Linked DNA regions of Homo sapiens: region 2 is linked to region 1. Evidence: chromatin contacts called from ENCODE Hi-C or POLR2A ChIA-PET data. All regions are on one chromosome and are shown on one strand. The core of a region is the stretch at or near the end of the contact, and the rest is flanking DNA. Distances in the headings are between cores, read along the strand shown.

Region 1 (5,301 bases), core at 1,478-3,977:
TAAAAAATTTTAAATATGGGCCAGGCGTGGTGGCTCACACTTGTATTCCCAGCACTTTGGGAGGCCGAGGTGGGTGGATCACCTGAGGTGAAGAGTTCGAGACCAGCTTGGCCAACATGGCAAAACCCCATCTCTACTAAAAATACAAAAATTAGCCAGTTATGATGGCACACGTCTGTAATCCCAGCTACTCAGGAGGCTGAGACAGGAGACTCACTTGAACCCGGGAGTTGGAGGTTGCAGTGAGCTGAGATCATGCCACTGCACTCCAGTCTGGGTGACAGAGTGAGACTCCATCAAAAAAAAAAAAAATTAAATATGTAAAACTTTTACAAGGTTCAAAAGTCAAAACTATATATATATGTATATATAAAATTATATATGTAGTTATATATAACTATATATCAAAAACTATACTCAGAATTTGATATGGTTTGGCTGTGTCCTCACCCAAATCTCATCTCGAACTGTAGTTCGCACAATCCCTGTGAGTTGTAGGAGGGACCTGATGGGAGGTAATTGAATCATGGCGGTGGTTACCCCCATGCTGCTGTTCTCGTGATAGTGAGTGAGTTCTCACGAGATTGATGGTTTTATAAGGGGCTTTTCCCCCTTCTGCTTGGCACTTCTTCCTGCCACCATGTGAAGAAGGACGTGTTTTCTTCCCCTCCCACCATGATTGTAAGTTTCCTGAGGCATCCCCAGCCATGCTGAATTATGAATCAATTAACCCGCTTTCCTTTACAAATTACTCAGTCTCGGGTATGTCTTTATTAGCAGCGTGAGAACAGACTAATACGAAAGGGTAAACTCACATCCTTATTACTTCCACTCCATTCCTGCCAATCCCCTATAGGCAACTACTTGTTTTTGGTTTATTCTTCCTGTATCTCTCTTTCTTATACAAAAAACGTAGCATAATATATCCATTATTTAGTACTTTAATTTTTTTCACTTAACATATCCTGGAAATTACTACATGTTAATTCAGAGAAATATTCCTCAACACTTGTCAGCTGTGTAGTACTCCATTGTGTGACTGCATCACAGTTTATTCAATTACTATCCTAATTGAATGAAATTGTTTCTAATATTTTGCTGTTTAAGTAATGTCTCCGTGAACAACCTTATAAATACGTTGTTTTATATTTGTAGAAGTGTACTTTCAGGATAAATTCCTGGAGTTAGTATTACTGAGTCAAAGGGTAAATTGCATATATAGTTTTGCTAGATATTTCCAAATTCCCTCCACAGGGGTGTATCATTTTGCATTCCCACCAATGATTATGAGAATCATTACAGCCTTGCCAATGGACTGCATGGTCAAACTTCTGAAATTCTGTCAATTTTATAAAGATTGGTATCTCAATGTAGTTCTAATATATATTTATAACATAATGAGTGAAGTTGAACATCTTTCTGTATTTTAAGGTCCATCTACATATTTTTGTATCTGTGTGTATGAACTGTTTGTTCACGCCTTTTGCCTAATTTTCTATCAAGTTTTGGCCTTTTCCCCTCAATATTTAAAAGTTCATTACATTCCTAATATTACAGATTAACCTGTTTCTGTGAAAATGTTGCAAATATTTCTCACAATGTGCCAATTTTCTTGCCATGCAGCAGGTTTTTTTAAAGTTGTTGAATTTATTAATACTTTATTTTATGCCGTTGGAGTATTTTATTTTTCATTAGCAAAGCATTCATTTTGGTGTCAGGCTGAGCTTGGACTGGGTTTCCATGCCTCTCTTAAAATTTTTATTTGAAAAAAAAACTACTTTTTTATTTTATTTTATTTTTTGAGACAAGGTCTTCCACTCTGGCCCAGGCTGGAGTGCAGTGGTGTGATCTTGGCTCACTGCAGCCTCGACCTCCTGGCTCAAATGATTCTCCTGCCTCAGCCTTCAGAGTAGCTGAGACTACAGGGATGCAGTGCTGCACCTGGCTAATTTTTAATTATTTTATTTTACTTTTTGTAGAGACAGGGTCTCAATATTTTGTCCAGGCGGGTCTCAAACTCCTGGACTCAAAGGATCCTCCTGCCTGTCCTTCCAAAGTGCTGGGATTGCAGGTGGGAGCCACTGTGCCCAGCTCCATGCCCCTTGATATCTTAAGTGTCTTCCTTTTTGTGAGGCACAGCTTTGAGACCTCTTTTCCTGTCTGCCAAGAAGGCAAAGGGGGCAGTGGGCCCAGTCAGTTTAATTGTTTTTTATCTGTTTCCCTCCGCTTGATCCCAGGAGCCCAGGTTGGGGACAGTCACTTAGCTCTAATGGGGTAGGGCAGATGCCACATGGAGGTGAAGATTGCACACACATCCCCTTTCCCCCCCAACTCCTGTCTTAGCTGGAGGAGCAAGCGCCCAGAGGCCCTTTGGTTTGCGTCTGGGATTTGAATCATAGACAGACTTCCCACACCCAGGGTATAAAGAAGTCCACCGATGTGTCTTCTAATACTTGTTTGTGTTCATTTTTTACGTTTGAATTTCTGATCCATTTGAGATTATCTTGCTGCATGGTGAGGGGTATGGGTCCAGTTTTCTAATAGGCAAGGTGGCCTATGAAGTGGGGGCGGGGTAGCAGGGGGAGAAGGAGCCACGATCTTGATGGTCTGGGCCACTAGGTGGCGATCTTCCAGGTTTCTCCTCCTTCAGGACGGTAGGAGAAAATGCTGTTTTGTTTTCAGAAGAAAAAGGAAATGAGTCATTAGGTTTAATTGGCCAAGAGGAAGCCCTAGTAAAAAGTTCCCCTCTGTCTACGCAACCTTGATTTCTGAAGGCAGGCCCTGTGCTTCTTTCCCTGTGTTAGAAAACATCATTTCCTCTGTGTCTCTGTTTCTCACCAGGAGGCTGATGTGGGCCAAGTGTGCGTGCACAAACACTGCCTTTGCCGTGAGCGCCTCCAGGTCCTGCGTAAGGCCATGGAGAGACTTCAAAGAGAGGTCAAGATGGCATTGCCCTGCCGTGTGCCTCTTGGGAAGCCTGGGCCTCGGAGTGACAAGACCTTGGTTCCTGTCCCAGTGCTGCTGCCACCCGGCCCTGTCATTGCAGGCATGCCACCTAGCCCTCTCTTCCTCAGTGTCCTCATCTATAAAATGGAACAATGTCTTCCCTAACCATGTGCCAAGGATTTCAATGGGATAAAATGATATATGTGTGCTGCAAAGTAAAAACACTGTGTAAATATATTTCCACCATTATTATGGTTATATTTTATATGTGGATGCATCTCTATGGAAGATCTATTCTTTTTCTTTTCTTTTTCTTTTTTTTTTTTTTTTTCCGAGACGGAGTCTCACTCTGTCGCCCAGGCTGGAGTGCAATGGCATGATCTCGGCTCACTGCAACCCCTGCCTCCTGGGTTCAAGCGATTTTCCAGCCTCAGCCTCCTCAGTAGCTGGGATTACAGGCACCCGCCACCACGCCCGGCTAATTTTTTTATTTTTAGTAGAGACGGGATTTCACCATGTTGGTTAGGCTGGTCTCAGCCTCCTGAACTCGTGATCCACCCACCTCGGCCTCCCAAAGTGCTGTGATTACAGGCGTGAGCCACCACCCCCGACCGATCTATTCTATATCTTACAAGAATTTGTATTTATAGGCTGTATTAATAGGTTGATTTGCTGTTTATAAGGTGTTTTTTTTTTTCACACATCCTCTCTTCTGTGAAAGGGACACAGCCTTAATGAGAAAATGGACTGGTTTTGAAAGAACTGCCAAAGTAGCGACCTTAGGAGAAGGTCTACAATGTGCTTTCTCTGAGGTTGTGTACAGAATTATGTGTGTGTGTAATTTTTCCCAGCTTGTATCAGATTGCTATAGGAGTTCATAGCTCAAAGGTGGTTAAGAACCACATTCTTGAAAAAGGGAGCCAGACTGGCCTCAGGACCCCCTCCCCATTTGGCTTCTGGGAGGACTGAACTGGTTCCAGTCCTTTCTTAAGTCCTACATGGGGTCTTAAGGCTACTGATCTCCCTCCTTGCTGTAGCTGGTCTGGAGAGAAAGAGAAAAGAGAAACGGGAAGGGCTTGTAGTGTCTAGAAACCAGAGGTGAAACTCTAAGTTAGTAAGGCTTCAACGGCAGCTCTGCAGGAGGTCAGAAAACAATTTAGTCTTGCAAAATTCTTTTTGTCATGCCACAGTGGTCCTCTTTCTGCTCCTCAAGTGTGCTAAGGTTGATGCTACCTTGGGGCATTTTGCAGAGGCTCTTTTATTTACCTAGAATATTGTTGCCCTGGCTTCTCCTGGACTGGCCCCTTCTTTTTATCCAGCTCCAATGTCATTTTCTCTGAAAAGTCCTCCCGATCCCACAATTCCCCCGGCCCAAATTATTTTCCAAGAGCATCTGTCACCATGGGAAATCATCTTTTTTATTTGTTTACTTTGTTGTCTGCATTGCCTGCCTTTCTCCCAACAGAATTAAAACTCCCTTTGGGTAGTAGCTACATGTCATTTCTAGAGTCTACAGCAGTATCTGCCACAAAGTAAGCACTCAGTACACTCCTATGGAATGGACACTTGTATCATGAAAGGAGCTGAGTTCTTGTTAGAAGGTGCTGCATGGCATCTGTGACTCGTCTTTCCCTTGGTGCCAACTCTATGTCACCAAATCTTCAGTGGGTTCTACTTCTGAAGAATGTCTTATACCTGTCCCTCTGTCCCCTCCTATTTCCCACATTCCCAGAGCCACTGCTCTGATACCTGGGTAGTGACAGCCCTATACCTTTCTCCCTGCTGCCCACGCTTCCTAAAAGGCGAGTGGCCCTGCCCCTGCTCTACTTCACCCCTTGCTTCCATTCACGCCCCACTTCTGGGACAGCCAATCCCTCTTGGTATTCTCCTGCCATTCTTGGACTAAATCAAAGCATCTTCCCCGCAGTACCCCGAGGTCCTGCCTTCCAGCCGGCAGACCTTGCTCTTCTCAGTAGCAGAGCCCAGCATGGAAGGGGAGGGAGTTCCTTAGGAATCTCTTAAGAAGACCTGAGGTCCACTGTGGATTCATGAGGCTCCTGAAGGCAGCAGGGGGTGTGAAGAGGGGCTGGGCAATAGCCAGAGGGAGCTTTCTGAAGATGGCTCAGGAGGAAGTGGAAAAGGGCCCCGCACAGGCAGATCTGGGGTCCCAGACAGCTCATGGGGAGCGTTGGGTAAAGGATTCTGGGGCTGCCCTAACACAAAGCGGTCAAGGCCTTGGAAGAGCTGGAGTGGAGATGCTCGCAGGCAGTGTGGTAACCCTACCCCTTCTTGCCTCTTATGCAGCCATATGCCTGTCCAAGGGTGAGCTGGTGGGCTGTGTAGGAAATTAAGAGG
Region 2 (5,590 bases), core at 562-3,061, 560 kb before region 1:
GTTTGTATCGCGGGAAGTGGCTGATAGCTGTAGGCCTCCACCTCTGTCCAGCCCCATGCCTGCAGGTATTTATTTGTGACCTAAGTCACGGGTGGACACCAGGCCAGAGTTAGACAAGAGGCGGTCCCTGCCTTCAAGGGGCTCCAGGCAAAGCAGAGGACTCTCAGTCACTTATTCTTGGGTACTCCACTCCAGGAACTGTGCCCATGGCCTGGCATCATGAATCTGCTCATGCAATTAGACTCCTATCTCAGGGAATTTTGAGTTTAAAAGATCCTTAGACATCATCTGTCCCAGTACTCCCCAGTAGGAGCACTTCTGGTATTTTGGGTGGGACTGTCATAAGCACCATAGGAAATTTCCCATTCCTGGCCCCACCCACTGAATGCTACAGGCCCCTGCCCCCACCATTCCCACTCACTGCTCACCACCCCCAACAGCTACCTGAGTTGAAAATTACTCATCTAGCCCAGTTCCATCACTTTACAGGTAAGGCAATGTTAGACAACATACGTTCTTTTCATGCCTCTGGCCTCTGATCCTAGCAGAATCAGGACCCAACATTCAGATTTTACAATGAAGCTAGTTTCTGAAATATGCCTCTCTTTTAAATTCTTTGACTGTTACTGTTTTCTCAGAGTTATATACTATGTGTTGCATATGTAAGTCTGAACCTTTAAGATGGGTTAAGAAAAAATTATGAGCATTTTCAGATCGTTCTATACATAACTCAAGGTTTTGATAAAATGTTTTCTACATGTATTCCATTGCCATCCACCTCTTGAGTTCTTTAATAATGAGAAATCTGACTTTCTTCCTTCCACCCTCTTTATCTCTATGCTTTTGTCAAGCATCTTCTAGGAGAGTTACTGTTATCCCATTAAGTGTGGGGGACAGAAACATTTGGCATAGAAAGCTATGGATCTGCAGCTGACTTAAGCTGTATATTATTACCCTGACTTGGGCACCAAAATCACGTTTCAAAACTCATTTGCTGCCAAGTATGGTAGCTCAAGCCTGTAATCCCAGCAATCTGGGAAGCTAAGATGGAAGGATCACTTTGAAGCTAGGAGTGCAAGACCAGGCTGGGCAACAAAGCAAGATCCCATCTCTACCAAATATAAAAATAAAATAAATTAGCCAGGTGCAGTGGCATATGCCTGTAGTCTCAGCTACTCAGGAGGCTGAGGCTGGAGGATTGCTCGAACCCAGGAGGTCAGGGCCACAGGGAGCTATGATTACGCCACTGCACTCCAGCCTAAGTGACAGCAAGACTGTCTCTCTAAAAAAAAAGAAATAAATAAAACAAAACCAAAAAAAGAACCTCATTTGCCTTCATACACCTGACCTGCTCTCTTTACCTGCATTTGTAACTTTCTCCCCACACACTTGAATGCCCTGTAAATGAGAAGAAGCCCTTAGCCTAATGAAGCGATAAGGTAAGGTAGGTAAGAGCTTTTCTTTCTTGAGTGACTCTTTTCCCTATTACTCAATGGAATAGTCAGTATTTACAGTGATACTTTCAAATATAATTTTCCTAAAGGAATCTCAAGTTCCATGAACAGTTATTTTTGTGGGAATATCTAGAATAAAGTTGGACTCTTCACTGAGTGGAGGTGCTCATCTCCTCTTGTCACTGTACCAAATAGCTGTGTATTACACCTTGTGGGGAGGAGAAACATTTAATTTTTTTTAATTTAGGTTTTTTTTCTTGCTTGCTTCTTAAGCAAAACCAATCTAGTTTCTTTTTCTGCAGCAAAGGAGGAAGGAACAACAAACAACAAATTAATCAGACAGGAAGCGAATAACCACAGAAGGACGTCTGCCTCTGACTCAGTATGTCACATTTAACAAGAGGCCAGAGCTTGTCCAAAATGGCTGTCCAAAAACGACCCCACACTTGCGTTAGAAGATGATACCTTTTTCAGGGACAGTTTTCTCTCTTGGCTCCTGTCCCGCTGGCCCTCTGTCTGCCTGTGTCCCTGACCATGGCTCCCTGCAGTACCCTTTAACGGTAAGAAAAATTATATTCAAACTAAGTTTATTTCATTTATCAGCTACAGGGAAGAACTAAATGGCTTTTAATGGACCATAGTATGTCAAGATAAAGTTGTTTAATTTTTCTGTAGAGCACCATGTGAGCTATTCCTGTTGCCCAGAATGCTAGTTTCACCACTATGGTGATTGTGAATGATTCATAACTTATGCTTTGAGCCAAAATGTAAGCAAGATTTTCAATAGAATTTTTTTGACCACTGGACAAGTTTGGATCCACAGGAATTTATTTTCCCATTTAAATTGGGGGCTTATGTCGGTAAATATATCCTTTTGGTGTATGATACAGTTGTCCACACAACTGCCTTTGAATCTTTGGTGTGGCCAGCAACAATAAGTGCTTTAAAGTACAAGGAGCCATTGGAAGCTTCAAACGAAAATACCATGGAACTAAGCTGTTGCAGTTCTGTTGCTGCCAATGTGCTATTTAAGTTCAAAACTCAAACTAAACCATTTCTAAGCAGAGTCTTTTATAATACGATTTGTCTTTTAGAATAAGTCTATTCCTGTTATAACAGTGTGTGCACAATTACTATCGCAAATCAAATTCTACAGCATTAGTTATAACTTTATGTTTAATATGATTAATGTTTTGGCATAAAATATTGTGATTTTTAAAATTTCAAGCCATCTACTCAGAGGCTTATAGAGCAGAACTAAGGAAACTTTTTACATTAAAAAACTTTTTTCTAGAATATGTAGGAAGAAACAATTTGACTTATGTTCCTTTCTCCCCGTGAAGAAATATAAAATAAAGCTTTAAAAAACTCAGAAGGCACATATAACTTTAGTCACTAAGTACAAGTTTTTTGTTTTTTTTGTTTTTGTATTTTTAGTAGAGACAGGGTTTCATCATGTTGGTCAGGCTGGTCTCAAACTCCTGACCTCAAGTGATCTGCCCGCCTCGGCCTCCCAAAGTGCTGGGATTACAGGCATACAAGTTATTTTAAATAATTTAATGGCATAACTAGTATATGTAGTAGAGAATGGAGAGGTGGTAAATGAAAAGGCTACTGAAAGATTCTAACTAAGCAAAGTAAGACAGCTTGGTAGAGAGAAAGATGAAAGACTGGGGAAAGAATAGGACAGGACAGTGAGAAAGGAAGATGAGAAACTGGGAAAAGGTTTTGAGGTTGATCTGTGTGGAAATCATACTCTTACAATTCACTTGGACTACAGTGCTATGTGTTAACTTTATCAAGCTTTGTTCTTCTGTACTGGAATATCATCATGTCAAAACTCTTCCTTTTATCAGTCTAAGGTCATTAAATGACTTACCTGAAAGTCATTTTTCACTAAGTCAGGTTTTCTATTGCTCTTTGAAAAGTTTATTCATGGGCTATTTGCTCATAGCGCTTCAGCTACTCTAATATCTAACCTTTTAAGGGTTACACATACTCTGGGTGGACTGAAATATTCAGAGAACTCCCTGTGGTGAAAATTAGTTCCTGGGATCGAGCAGCAACTTCAGATCTGATCAAATTCTAAATCTGGCCTGTAGGCTGGAAGTTCCCCAGCCTACCTAAAATATGAGATGAAGTGATACTGAATTCCTGGACCCTTTAAGTGTTATGACCTTTTGAAGCCTTCTTAACATTTTATGAACACACATCATTTACTTTGGAAGTTTCTGGCTGTTTAAATTATGATATATTTCTGCTTTAAGGTTTGACTCATTTTGTCCAAATTGTTAAACATGTGCTTGTTGTTGAAGAAAGCATTTCTCCTGGACTTCCATAAATACCTCTGTCTGTCCTGAAAATTAAAACTGTAAAAAAATACTAGAATAAGGAATGCCTTAATCAGTATGCTTTTCTGAGAAATTTGAAATGCACTTTATACACATCTCCCTTCACCATTCACTTGTAATATGGAAGTTTGCATGGGTGTACACACATAGGCTGATTTAAATCAGCTCATGGTTTCTCTTTCTCGTGGTTAAATAGGGGGAAAGACTGTGATATTTACTGACCACTTATTTTGTGTTACGTTCTTCACCTTTGCTTATTTTATTTTTTGAAAATGGCTAATACTTATTAAGCACTCCTTCATTTAACTCTTGAATAACCCTACTAAGTAGGTGCTATTATTTTGAAAACCGGACTTACATAAGCTAAGTAATTTACCCAAGGCCACCTAACAACTAAATGTGGAGGAAGTTATCTGAATTGTAAGAGCTTTTTTTCACAAGTGCAGCTTGGAAGCAACATTATAAATTGTATGATTTCTGTTTTTCTTTTTCTTTTCTGTTTTTTTTTTTTTTTTTTTTGAGACAGGGTTTTGCTCTGTCATCCACACTGGAGTGCAATGGCATGATCACAGCTCACTGCACCCTCAAACTCCTGGACTCAAGCAGTCCTCCCACCTCAGCCTCCCAAGTAGCTGGAACTACAGATGTGTGCCACCATGCCCAGTTAATTATATATATATATATATATATATATATATATTTTTTTTTTTTTTTTTTTTTTGTAGAGATGAGGGTCCCACTATGTTTGCCCAGGATGGTCTCAAACTCTTGGGCTCAAGCTATCTTCCCACCCTGGCCTCCCAGAGTGCTGGGATTATAGTCATGAGCTACGACACCCAGCCAGTATGATTTCTTGAGGTGCTTTTCCGGCCTTGGGAATCTGAGATTACAAATGTTTTGCTTTAAATGTCACAGCAACAGTAAATATCTTTAAAACTAACAATCTCAAGTAAGATATTTTCCTTTTTAAGTCTTTTCACTTCTTCAGAGGTAAACTTGGTGACACTTCTGCTTATATCATAAAGCTGTACTTTCAATGATAAAATGAATACAGTATATATCAAGTGTGCTGACATATATGCTGTGTGTGTATGTGTGTGTGAGAGAGAGAGAGAGAGAAAGAGAGAGAGAGAAACAGTGGCACATCTTAATCCTCTGGTAGAACTAAATGTGGTGATAGCGATTTAGGCAGATTTTAGCTTGGAGATTTGAACCCCTTAAAGAGATGGGAAGTATGGGAGAAAACCTGCTACTCTTTAATTATATGGATAAAATAAAAATGTTTCCTTTCCCTTTCCTTCAGTTAAATAATGACAGGTAGGCGTGTCATTCAGCTCACCTTCATTTTCTCACTATTAAAAGGGTCTTCGATGTCTGTGAATTTGTATTAATTTTAAAATTAAATGTGCACAATAGTGGATTAAAAAATAATTTTACTTCATAGCAACCTTTATTTCCCTAGCAGTACTCTTGCAGTAAAATTGTGTCCAAGCTCCTAGCCAGTCTTAGTGATGTTCGAGATGCTTCAAAATGTCTTCTTTGAAAAACACCTTTCCTACTCCCCGCCAAAATAAATCACCTCCTTATCTAAAAGAACTATAAAAGAAGCATTTCTAGGTTCAGCAGACTTAAATTGACATTTACCATTAAGAAGACAACCTAATCAGACGTTGCTGAAGTATTGTTTTTCAATGATGATTGACTGAGAAAAGAGCAGTACATTTTGAGAAATGAGGGATTCTGTGTATGGCAAGCGTGTGCTCCACATTCAGCTCAAATGGAGAC

What was found. A loop is a pair of places that touch in the nucleus more often than their neighbours do. ChIA-PET counts read pairs that join two places held with the same protein, here RNA polymerase II (POLR2A). Pooled maps may share reads with other maps.
Region 2: a loop to region 1 is called in a pooled map, with 4 times the contacts of the local background. The contact joins the promoter of WIPF1 here to the enhancer-like site in region 1. A Hi-C loop is called at or near these places in 1 of 37 single-sample maps with no recorded cell type and 2 of 50 pooled maps. POLR2A ChIA-PET finds 5 or more read pairs at or near these places in 1 of 52 experiments (activated T-cell).

What each region holds. Positions count from the first base shown.
Region 1 is chr2:174,037,402-174,042,702 of GRCh38, reverse strand. No RefSeq gene overlaps it. Among named protein-coding and RNA genes, the nearest start is that of LINC01960, 15 kb to the right of the region's middle. RefSeq lists enhancers at 2,488-2,782, 4,538-5,038, 5,039-5,301 and a silencer at 2,486-2,886. Within about 2 kb of position 2,727, at least 29 of the 41 ENCODE cell types and tissues checked have a DNase peak (open chromatin) inside an H3K27ac peak, as active enhancers do.
Region 2 is chr2:174,594,025-174,599,614 of GRCh38, reverse strand. WIPF1 (WAS/WASL interacting protein family member 1) reads left to right here and starts at 1,811. Exons shown (of 8, transcript NM_001375834.1): 1 at 1,811-2,014. RefSeq lists an enhancer at 1,609-1,788.